Regions from separate parts of the Homo sapiens genome. Here region 1 is linked to region 2. The links are chromatin contacts, found by Hi-C in ENCODE. All regions are on one chromosome and are shown on one strand. The core of a region is the stretch at or near the end of the contact, and the rest is flanking DNA. Distances in the headings are between cores, read along the strand shown.

Region 1 (6,755 bases), core at 1,918-4,417, 960 kb after region 2:
TGGTTGAGACACTGCCATAGGTGATCATCACCAATGGCGGCTAATCACAAAACGAGGGACAACCAGACTTTATGTCACTCCTGATGGGAGTATATACGACCACCTTTGAAGTTTTTGCCAAAAAAACACAACCAAAAAACCCTAAAAAAAAAAAAAAAACTGATCTGAACTAAGCCTCTATATCTAATTTCATTTTACAGGACAAGAAATATGAGGCACACACGTGTGTGCACACACATGCACACACACAAGGCAACCAGCACTGCAGGAATGCAATCAGCAAAATCCAGACTGTGTCAAATGCTAAGGGCAAATGACATGGTTTATTGAACAAAAATTGCAAGGAAGAAGCAATGATGGGGGCAAGCTATAAATTAAAAGAGTCTTATAATAAGGGGCATAACAACAAATTGCACGGTGTGGCACCTCAATAGGATCCCAATTTAAACAAATTGTTAAAAAATTCTAAGATTCATGAGGAAAGGTAAACTTTGACAGGATATTTGGTGATATTGAGGAATTATTTTTTAAAGATGTTAGTATGGTATTGTGGCTATGTGTTTAAAAAGTCCTCATTCCTTTAGAGACATAGCTGGATAATTATAGATGAAATGATGCGATACCTGGGATTTGCTTTAACATGATCCAGAAAGGTGGTGCACAGATGCACTAAGATTGGTCATGTATTGATAATTAATGAAGGTGGGTGATGGGTCTATCAGGTTCATTGTGCTATTATCGACTTAAACAATGTTGTATTTTTTTTCTTTCTAATTTGGTCTGGAGGTCTCTCTCTGGAGAGTAGTTATTTGGTTGTAGATGTTTACAATGTGCCTTTCACAAGGTACTTCTTTATCCTGGTGGACGGCCTCATGCCTGAGTGTCTCCACCTGTGACCAGGTGTCCCTCTCACAGGAAACTCACTTATACTTGTGCTCTCGTCTGACCTGTGTCTAGCTTATTCCTACTAAGATAGCCACGCTCTAGGAGAGCCCTGAATGGGAAAGAAGTTAGTTAGGTTTGAGTGTGTCAGTCAGGTAAGACCCAGAGGAGGCAAAAGAAAATGCATGAAATAACTGAAGCAGTGTATTATTTACAGATCCTGGAGAGAACAAGACAGCAACCTCAGGGCGAATGGGAAGAGGAGAGCTGTCTGGGACATATGTGCTCGACCAGTGGGTTGGAGACTGGGGAAGGGACTTGTGGGCCAGAGCCTTTGTTGGGATCCAGGGAATTACCCAGATGGGTTTCCCTTGAGGAGTTGTCATTGGTGGATTTAGAGCAAGCAGGCAGGAGTCCCACCAGCTAACGTTATGACTGAGAAGTGGTCGTTGAGTCATATCTGCATAGTCCGCCTGGGGTGCGGGGTCAGGGTGAGTCAAGTGGGCTGTGTCTATATGTCCCATAGGAAGTTGGCTGCCAGGAGGCAGTTGTGTAAGGCAGATACGTGGATTCATCACATTGAGGAACTGGGAGGAGGCAGAGAACTGGAAACTGTTTCACATGCTTCTGGTATGAGAAAGTCCAACTTATATTTAAAATGGATGATGAAACATAATATCTATATATATTTTTCTGAGATGGAGTTTCACTCTTGTTGCCCAGGCTGGAGTGCAATGGCACGATCTCTGCTCACTGCAACCTCCGCCTCCCAGGTTCAAGCGATTTTCCTGCCTCAGCCTCCCGAGTAGCTGGGATTACAGGCATGCGCCACCACACCCGGATAATTTTGTATTTTTTTCTTTTTTAGTAGAGACAGGGTTTCTCCATATTGGGCAGGCTGGTCTTGAACTCCCGACCTCAGGTGATCTGCCCGCCTTGGCCTCCCAAAGCGCTGGGATTACAGGCCACCGCACCCGGCCCCATAAATTTGTAAGACCTTGCTACACTTGTGTTTGACTATTTTCATAATGAAAAGTTAGAAATAAGAATGCACTCTCAGAGAAAGTCCCAACATTAAGAGAAGGTTGTGTTTAGTCCATCCCCTCGGCTTTGCCCCATGGGGACCCACCTGAACACACGCTAGCCAATGTGGGTTCTGTTTTCTGCCCTGGAGCCTGTCTGTAACAGGAAGCTCAGGAGTGAGTAGAGATGAATAGAAGGGTCAGGCCCTGTCCTCATGTTAATTAGCTATTCATCGTAAGGAATGGATTAACTGATTCATGATTTTCATAAATTTATTGGCCCTCCAGTTAATGAAGATCCTAATGCAGTATCTTTTGGCATACATCATTCCTTTGCGGGACTGGCTTGTCCCTTTCGGCAGACTGCCGAGCTTGGCTATGCAGAGAATGACAGCTGCTCACATTTTGGGCTTGAGGGAACTGGTGTGTCCTGTACAGAAGGTGGAAGGAGGCGGGAAACCTGGAGAAACAGGCTGGAAAGGGTAAAAATGTCCCAGTGAATTAATAATGCATGTGCACTTCCAGCACGCAGGCTGGCACTGAGAGGCTTGCTGTTTTCTGTCGACATCTGCACATCAGGATAATGGTTTTGAAGGGTTAACCTAGGGCTACTCTGTCTCTCCTTCCAGCTCCATCATTCTCCTTTTGCCAGCCCCTCCCTCCCCCAAAGCAGCCAGGCCATCTAATGCTTGTTGCCTCAGGGGACGGATGTGGTAGGAGGGAAAGCAAATAGCCTGGGTGCCTTTTGCTGACTTACACGTGTTTCAAAGGACTGCGCCCTTAGGGAGAAATGTCAGAGGATGAGATTGGCTCCCTACACCCGTCCTCATCCTCAAATCTAGATGAGGTTTCCCTGGGGTTAAGAAAGAAGGAAAGACAGTGGGTAAAGCATGATCTTATGGAGAGAGTAGCCTGCATTCTACTTCCTGGAGCTGGCTGCAGAGTCAGACCAGGATGGGGGCGGGGGGCCTCAGCAGACATTGCAGAAACTCCCAAGCCCCAGTGTGGCACAGGCCAGGCCAGGACGATTCCCCCCGCCCTCCACTCATCTGTGCTTAGACTGGTCAGGAGAGCCAGTGGGCCAGGAAGGCAGACAGAGGCAAAGGATGTCTCAGGGGACCTGTGGGCCAAAGGCTGCCTCAGCAGCCACCTGCACAGGCAGGTGGCAGCAAGAACCAGGTGACAGCCCCTTTGACATTGCACTAGGCTGCACTAGGCCCCCCAAGGCCGAGATGCATAGCCATTACATCAAAAACATCCCAGTGGAAGAGAGCAACAGTAGGTAGTTGTACATGATCTCATATACGTACTATCACTCAAGACAAAAACAAAACAAAAAACCACCGAAACCTCAAACCAAAATATACCAAAATATACAAACAGAAAAACCACTCTCTTCCTAAGTAAAAAAACAGACATTCTTTAGCATCCAAATGAACTCAGAAAATTAGAGAAATACAGAATAACACAAAGAAGAAAATGAAATCTACCTATCAGTTTATCAAATATATATCATTTTAATATTTTTATGCCTGTATTGTATAGATGAAAAAAATTGAACTCATACTGTATATGCCTTTTGTATCTTGTTTTATTCACTTAAACAGTGAACATTTTCCTCTTCTATTAAATACGCTTCTCTAAAACACTTTTAAAATTTAGCCAATACCTTGTATTGGTGTTTTAGGTTGTCCCAAGTTTTGTTATGTACATTATGTTTTTATGACAAATAACCCTTGGACATAAATGATTTTGCACATCTCTGTGTTTTTAAGCCATTAAATATAGTCATGTACCATGTAATGATGTGGCAGTTAATGATGGACTGCATATATGATGGTGGTACCATAAAATTATAATACAATATTTTTACTGTACCTTTTCTATGTTTATTTTTTTAATTTATTATTATTATTTTTTGAGACAGAGTCTTGCTCTGTTGCCCAGGCTGGAGTCCAGTGGCGTGATCTCTGCTCACTGCAACCTCCAGCTCCTGGGTTCAAGCAATTCTCATGCCTCAGCCTCCCGAGTAACTGAGATTTTACAATCATGTGCTACCATGCCCAGCTAATTTTTGTGTTTTTAGTAGAGACCGGGTTTTGCCATGTTGGTCAGGCTGGTCTCAAACTCCTGGCCTCAGGTGATCCGCCTGCCTCAGCCTCCCAAAGTGCTGGGATTACAGGTGTGAGCCACTGCACCTAGCCCTTTTCTATGTTTAGGTATATTTAGGTACACAAATCCTTACCATTGTGTTATAGTTGCCTACAGTATTGAGTACAGTACCATGCTGTGTAGGTTTGTAGCCTAGGATCAATAGACTACACCTTCTAGCCTAGTAGGCTACACCATCTAGGTTTGTGTAAGCTACTCTGTTGATGTTCGCACAACAATAAAATTGTCTAATAGTGCATTTCTCAGAATGTAGTCCTGTTAAGTGACCTGTGACTATATTTTTGAAAGAGTTGTTTATCCTTGTTATCTTCTGGTTGTTTTCCATTTACACTTCTCATTATCTCCTCAATACACAAACGCTGGTCCCCATCACTCTATAGTAATGGATTAGGAAGAGGATAGCATTGACCTCCAGGGTGCAAAGCCAGTGGTCTCTTCTTTGTATTAACTAATGCCCTGGCACTCTCCCTGAAACCCCTGCTCTTTTGACCTCAGGGATGCTATGATCACTTAATTTTCCTCATTCTCCCATGATTCCTCTTTTGCAGCCTCATTTGCTTGCTTATCTTTTTCACGTTCTCTTTAAACTGGCACAACCCAACATGCTCCCATCACCCCTCCTATTCTTCATCCTCTTCCCCCAAAAGGGTCCCCTATGCCTAATGTGCAGAAGACTGTCAGGCACTCCATGCGCTTCCAACAGCTCAAGGACTTACCCATTGCTTATTCTAGAGGCAACTCTGACCCAGGGTAACCCTGCACAAACCAGAGACTCATGCGGTCTAGTTTCAAAGGGAATGCTGAATTTAGGGAAACTGTCTAGCCTCCAAAGGAATTTAAAAATAACCCAAATCCTTTATTCCCATTTTCAAAGATCATCAAAAATGGAATCCAAATACAGAGTTCACAGCAAATGATTCTTCTCCTACTTTGTTCTCCATCCCAGCTTCCCCTGCCAATTATTCAGAGTCTCTTAACTCTTCAAATCCTAGAAAACGCTCTCATCCCTCTCCATCATTCCTTACTCTCATGACTTTCTTCTCCTGATTGCAGGGCTGTCACCATCTTGCACTGCCAGCTGTCCTCTCTGAAGGTTGAACTCCTAACAGAAGTTTCCTCATGTTTGTGGTAGCAGCACCTTGAGAAGTAGAGAAGACAAGAAGAAAAAAGGAGTCAGCACAGATGACAAGCTCTGCTTTTTAGTGTACATGGTCTTCCCCAGTATGCACATTCTTTTCCTATTCTTGACTTATCTCCCTTAACGATAAAATGGCCAAGTTAGAAACCCTAGACACTCTTATTCTCTTTTCTTTCTTTCTTTCTTTTCTTTCTTAAGAGACAGGGTCTCATTCTGTCACCCAGGCTGGAGTACAGTGGCACAACTGTAGGTAGCTCACTGCAGCCTGAAATTCCTAGGCTCAAGTGATTCTCCTGCCTCAGCGACTTCGGAGTGGCTGAGATTCCAAGCTTAAACCATTGTGTCCTGCACTTCTCACTTTCATGGCTGTTATCCTGGGGGTCATCAACTTTTCTAGATCTGATTACAGAAATGTCTCTTCTTTTTTCTTTATTGCTGCTGTTAAAGCTTTGATCCAGATCTTTCTCAAGTCTTAGTTATTTTAGAGTCTGTTAGCTGATTTTCCTGACATGCATCTCTCTCGGTCCTCTAATCTTCCATGTACACTGCTGCTGCTGCTGCTGTGAAGCAGATCTGGTCACCTCAGTCTCTTGGTTGACAATCTTGCATTGCTCCCCATTGCGTGCATATGGCTGAAAGTCCTTTCTTTGGCATCGACAGTCCTTCATATTGTCTTTCCTTCAGGATGTCCCTCTCATTACTCTTCTCCATGGTGCCGCAGCTCTCTCACATTGTCTGTTCACTGCTCCCCAATCCTCCCTTCACTTTCACTCTTTGACTTTCTGTTCATGATGTTTGTACTTCGTGGAACACCCTCCTGCCCTCTCTAGCTGGGTGACTCCTTCACGTTCTTCAAGGCCCAGCCTTGCTGCTTCCTCTTTCATGAAACCACCTCAGTGCTATTTTCCAGCTCAGGGGCTTTCCACTTTGTGCTCACAGGAATTTGTTTGTGCCTTTATGATGTCACTTATCACACTCTGTTTATCTTTCCTACTACATTGTAAGCTCAAAAGCAGGAGCATTATTCGTTTTGGAAAAATCTCCAGTACCCAATCTGTAGAAGTTGCTACATAAATGATGCCTTATTCACACGCAAACAAATTAGTGTTTATTCACCTTCAGCGTGCCTCTTCATCATATTATTGTGTGAAGCCTGAAAGAACCTCTGATTCTTGCTTGAAGGTGGAAGAATTTCACTCTAAACAGCAGCTAGGCTATCTGAATGAGGCAGCAGAGGAAATTTATTGGTGTAGAAAGAATGCAGTGGGGTCAGTGCTGCTGTGCAGCAGATCTTTAGCCAGCTGTAAACAAGCCTGCTATGTGTGAAAATAGAGACTTACAAAGCAGGTGTATTAGAGTACCGTTTTTCATCTTGTCAAAGGAATCATCTTTGCATTTGCTCCTCTTCTCTATTCTGTATCATAATCTGTAACACACAAGGGAATAGCCATTAGAAAATTCTGTCGATTTTCTCTCCTAAATCTCTAATTTGATGACTTTCCTCTATTTCTCCTGCCTATGCTCTCGCTGTTTTCTTTCCT
Region 2 (5,886 bases), core at 788-3,287:
ATTGAAGGGCAAAGGATTTATGTTATGTGAGCAATTTGGACTTTTGATGATGCTTTTAGCTGTGTTATCCCATGGCTTCATTAATATGGCTCCTGGTACCTAGCCCCTTGGGAATTGTTAAGTTACAACAGATGATCCATTCATATTGGCTTCAGTCCAGCTTACAGGAGCCTATTTAATTGATACTTACTGGTAAGGTTTGTCGTTTTAAAAATAAGTAATAAGGGTATGCTGGGAACTGGAAAACAAGGGCTATGAACTGACAGATCGGGTTTGGCTCCCAATCCAACTTCCTCACTTTAAAAACTGTGCAGATTTCTCAATGGCTCCAAGCTTTAGTTTTCTTGTCTGCAAAATGACGATGAGCATACCTGTCTTGTAGGTATTTGGAGGATTAAAGGAGATGACAAACGTAACCACTTAGCACAGTGCCTGGTACATGCTGGGCATCTGCCACGCACCACGCACTGCGTACAGACTCTGGACACACAGCAGTGAACAAGGCTGGGCACCTGCCATCAAGATGCTGACGTTCTAATGGGGGCCTCTCTAGCCTTTGCGAATTCACAAAACCATTATTCTGTGACACGAGGGTTTGGATGGATGTTAGGCAGTTTAGCTTGTGCTGCAAAACAGTTTAGAATGCAAAACCACAAGATTCAATGTGGTGATATTAGTATTCTGTACATTGAAGGTGTGTAAGCATACAATGGAATATTTTTATCCAGATTCTATGCACTTTCTTATTCTGTGAAAAACCACAGTGCTTTTTAATCATAAAACTGGAAAAATATGTTTGAAAAGTATATACTGAATTATCTTGAACTTCCACTAGAGGGTAGTATAATCCTATTCCTTTATTGAAGTTCAAAATGTTAAAGCCTTGTCTTTGAATTTTCTCTTAGTTTATTTTATATGACCTATTTTTAAAAGACTGTTCCCTTCATCTAGAACAGAAGATTCTGGGTTTTGTTTTTGTTTTAAAATTTTAATTTTTTTAAGAGACAGAGTCTCACTCTGTTGTTCAGGCTGTAGCATGGTGATGTGATCATAGCTCACTGCAGCCTCAGACTATTCCTGGACTCAAGCGATCTTCCTGCCTCAGCCTCCCAAAGCTCTGGCATTACAGGATTGAGCCACTGTACCCAGCCAGAAGATGCTGTTAACTCTTAGATAAGAATTCTTAGATATAAGAGAATAGCAGCCGTATACTGAGTTTGTGTTTTTCTTTTGGTTTGACCTAGCCTGATACAGTATTATTTTGCTTTTTTCTGTACAGAATTTTAGAGGGCATCTAACAAAGAGATTATCATAGCTCTGTCAGTTTTTCATGGACTAGATTATCAGATGTCCAGGTTCCTTTCTGAGGCTAGACCCTTCAAGAGGCACATTAATTCTCTTAGACACCTTTTAGGCTACTACATAGATCTCATTTGTTCCATAATGGCTTTTGCAAGTTAATGTACTTCTTAAAGTTTCCTTATTCATACCATCATTACCTTATTACCTTAGTACATAAAAGTGTAACGTAAGCATTTGAACAGTCTTGTGGTCTTTCAGTACCTGGCCTCTGTGACCTATGGGTTTGCAGCCAAGGAGAGTTCTTTGTTCCATAAGGCTAATTATTTTGTTAGAAAATAACTCATTAAGTGGGAAATAATTTTAGTGTGCTGCTTCATTCTTTATATATCAGTGGTTACACTACAGATGATATGTATTTGAAACAAATGGCACAAAGAAAAATTCCAAACAGAATTGCTTTTCCTCTGGGACGGCCTTCTTGCAAAAATTTGTGAAGCTCTTTTTTGCACAGCTGTCAGGCATTCCCAAATGGCTTTTCACAATAAAATTCTACCTATCTCTTTCACTGATCACTAAATGAGACATATGCGGTTGTTATAGCGAGCAAAATGGTGAGGCTTGAGCTTCTTGTAAAGGTATATTTGTGTCCATGGAGGCCTGCTAGTATTTTATGTATATGCATCCTAAGTTGGTTACCAAATGTACTCATATATGCAACTTGTTTTGCAACAGGAAATGAGCAGGCTGTGACAGGGAAATTAAATTTCTGCTAACTTAAATTCAACATAAAATATTCGGAATACACATTACGTATGTACTTGTCATTATTATATGAAGAGCTTTTTTAAGTTTAATATAAGGGGATGAACCTTTATTTTTTTCAATGCAATTATTTTATATTTTGTTACTGATTTCAAGTCTGCTAAGTGTTAAAATGGAAAATTTTCATCATTTCTTCTGTTTTAAGTCACTGATAATGTGACCTGGTTTAATATACTAAAAGTATCATCATGTTGTTTAATGTTTTCTAAGTTCTCTGCTCATGTTTATTCTTTTACAAAATTTGGCATAGTCTCTTAATATTTAAACTAGATGACCATGAATAGTTTTGCCTTCTCAGTTATTTTACATGTTAGAGTAATAAAATCATTCTATCACCAGAAATTATTCTTTATTGAATTCAACAGACAGGGTTATTAGGGGATAGCAAAAAAGCAAAAATACAGTCTGCACCTTTAAGGCCCTTACTGATTCCTGAGAGATATGAGAGTACACAACTGGTTGGATGATATCAGTCAGAATGTGAGTCCTGTGTGAGGCTGAAAGGTCTGGGGAAGCACAGAAGAGGAAGGGAGCCCTGTGGGAGGAGGGCGGGCTGCCACTGGCCTAAGCCTGAAAAGACAGGCCGGGGTTAGGGACAGGCAGAGGCAAGGAGGAGGAGGCACCAACGCTCAGTACTCCTCTTGTTTTGCTGTAATGTAGAATATGTGAAGGAAAGAAGTGAAGTAAACAGTTTGTGGCCAGAGAGCAGTAGCTCTCTGAATGATAAGGAGTTTAACTTGAAAGGGCTGGGGAGCCTGTGAAGCTTTTTAAAGGGGAGAACATAAATATGAATTTGGTGTTAGCAGTAAAATGACCACGGACTATTTCAAGCATTTTTAGTCTAAATTTGTCATTCAGCACAAGAGCATGAGGCCGTCCTATTCAGAAGTATGTACAGTTTGTTTCTCATTAGGAATTCCAGGTTGATAAACCACTCACATGTTTTCATCTGGTCCCCACGTTATTAACAAAAGAGTGACTAGGGCAGCAAGTACAATTTGTACCTAGAACAGAATTTCTGTCTGTGAGAAATTAATTGGCCTGCCTAGAGATCAACCTCATTTAAGTTCCTGGCCTCATTAGCTCTGTAGTCAACCAACAGAGCTAGAATCTAAATGGAAATTGCCATCTGTCCAGATAAAGATTAAAGAGGTAAAAAGAACATACACATTTTCCAGCATAGAATAATTGTTGGCTCCATTACATAGTTTCTTTTCAGAAAAATCATTTGAAATTTAATTCCTTTTACCTGTAGGAGATCTTAAGTCTAAGACTATAGCCTGGAAAATAACTTATAGGTGTGTAAGTTTGTAAGATAAAAATGAAAATGTTGTTGACATTTTGATCTAATAGATCCATAGATCTTGTTTACATCATGATCATTACTGGTCAATGAAATTATTAGTTTTCAATCACTTTTATTAAATATAAAACTTAGCTAATCTAAAAATTTTCTCTATTTTTTATATTCAAACATTAATTATTTACTGTCAAGTATTAAGTTTAGGTACTTCGGCTCATTTAATCCTTTTAACAGCTTTGCAAGATATGTGTTGTTAGCTCTCTCTTCACAGACGAGGTATCACATTGCATCTCATCTGGCAGGAGCAGAGCTGGGTTTTTAAGCTTGTGCTTCAAAGCCTAGCTCTTAACCCGTCCCCCATATGCTAAGCATACATGCACGATACTGAATGCACCAAGTAGCTTAGAGTTAAATGGAGTCTATATTAAATTTAACTATTCTAGTTTTTATCACTAATCAAAATGAAACAGCCTTTTAAATAATCCTATTAGCTATGATAGTGTTTTATACATTTTAAGACCATGTCAGACTAGTTATAACAGAATGAGCTGAATATTGCTTCTTTAGTACTAGGAGTACTAGCTCCCAAGCTGAATCTCCTAGTCAGTTTTTCATTTAATAAAACAAAAAACAATGTAGGCTGGGTGGGGTGGCTCACACCTGTAATTCCAGCACTTTGGGAGGCCAACGCAGGAAGATCGCTCAAGCCCAGGAGTTCAAGACCAGCCAGGTCATAGTGAGGTCTCGTCTCTACAAAAAAATATATATATAAATGGCAGTACATCATTTTGCCTGATTCCCCCATATAAACTCCTTATGTACCATTTATGACATTCTTTAAAATCTTAAATACAGTTATTGGCTAAAATTTAGATTTTACAAATTGTTTCATTTAAGCGTTCCATAATCACATATAGTAGCTGTTTGATGTGGTCCCTGAAGCTAGATTCAAAAGCACCATGAACTACATTATTATTAGCCTTTTCCAGATTTACCGTGATATATTAATATGATAAAAGTCAGTACCTAAAATGTCTGAAGAAAACTGCTAAACTGCTTGTCATCAAATTTTCACTTTTGAATAAAATGTTATTCCCCCCCGACCAAATTCATGTTTTTAAGCCTTACACCCTAGCAGAGAGGAGAGGGAGTTTTTATAAGCACAAATATTTAATAGAGTTAAAATTTAGGATATTAGAAAGTGTCAAAAAAAAAAAAGGAATAAGACCTACTATTTTATAGCACAGTAGGGTAACTATTGCCAATAATAACTTAATTGTATATTTTAAAATAACTTAAAGAATGTAATTGGATTGTTTCTAACTCAAAGGATAAATGCTTGAGAGGAGGATAAAAAGAGAAAATGTCAACACTTCTGGATTATCTAATAGCTGTTTGGATCAAACAAAGATTAATTAAAAATAAAATCTTCATTAATAAAAATTCATACTTTATTAATTTTTTTTTACTTAATATTATTTTCAGTTCCAAGGTCTCATTCAGGAGACCACATTAAATTTAGTCATCTTGTCTTCTTAGGCTCCTCCTGGCTCTGACAGTTTCTCAAACATTTTTTGTTTTTGATGACCATGACAATTTTTTGAGACATGGTGATCAGATATTTTGTAGACTGTCCCTCAGTTGCAAATTGAGTACTTTGTAATATTTTGGATAACAGTCCTTTATCATGTATGTTCTGCAATGATTTTCTCCCAGTTTCTTTTCTTTTAAAAAATTTTTAAGTATTTACGTATATTTTTTGCTTTTATTATTATTTTTAATTGACACATAATTGTGTATATTTATAGGGCACAGTGTGATTTTTGATACATGTACACAGTGTGTAATAAATCAAGGTAGTCAGCATATCCATCTCCTCAAACATCATTTTTTTGTTTTGGGAACATTCAAAATCCACTCTTTTGCTATTTGAACATGTACAGTAAATTGTTATACTCTCCCTACAGTGCTATAGAATACTAGAACTTATTCTTCCTATCTAGCTGTAATTTTGTATCTGTTAACCAACCTTTGGCTACTGCCCACCTCCCCAGCAGCCTCTAGTAAACACTGTTCTACCCTCTACTTCCCTGGGATCAACGTTTTTAGCTTCCACATGTGGGTGAAAACATACAGTATTTATCTTTCTGTGCCTGGCTTATTTCACTTAACATAATGTCCTCGAGGCTTATCCATGTTGCTGCGAATGATAGTACTTAAATCTTTTTTACAGCTGAATAGTATTCCATCGTTTATATATAACACATTTTCTTTATCCATTCATCTATTGATGGATGCTTAGGTTGAATTCATATCTCGGCTATTGTGTATAGAGCTGCAATGAACATGGGAGTGCAGATAATGCTTCAGCATACTGATTTCCTTTCCCTTGGCTGTATTCCCGATAGTAGTGGGACTGCTGGTCATATGGTAGTTCTACTTTTGAATTTTTAAGGAAC

What was found. A loop is a pair of places that touch in the nucleus more often than their neighbours do. Pooled maps may share reads with other maps.
Region 1: a pooled map shows a loop between it and region 2 (3-fold over the local background). The contact joins two enhancer-like sites. A Hi-C loop is called at or near these places in 2 of 37 single-sample maps with no recorded cell type and 2 of 50 pooled maps.

What each region holds. Positions count from the first base shown.
Region 1 is chr6:14,660,668-14,667,422 of GRCh38, reverse strand. The region is part of intron 1 of LOC101928354 (a long non-coding RNA gene); the gene reads left to right. LOC102724463 (a long non-coding RNA gene) reads right to left here. Exons shown (of 3, transcript XR_926514.4): 1 at 5,573-6,755; 2 at 5,102-5,214; 3 at 2,160-2,377. Among named protein-coding and RNA genes, the nearest start is that of LINC01108, 380 kb to the right of the region's middle. RefSeq lists enhancers at 5,939-6,058, 6,149-6,228. Within about 2 kb of position 3,167, at least 7 of the 41 ENCODE cell types and tissues checked have a DNase peak (open chromatin) inside an H3K27ac peak, as active enhancers do.
Region 2 is chr6:15,618,667-15,624,552 of GRCh38, reverse strand. All of the region lies in intron 5 of DTNBP1 (dystrobrevin binding protein 1), which reads left to right. Among named protein-coding and RNA genes, the nearest start is that of DTNBP1, 41 kb to the left of the region's middle. RefSeq lists an enhancer at 2,699-2,798. Within about 2 kb of position 2,037, at least 20 of the 41 ENCODE cell types and tissues checked have a DNase peak (open chromatin) inside an H3K27ac peak, as active enhancers do.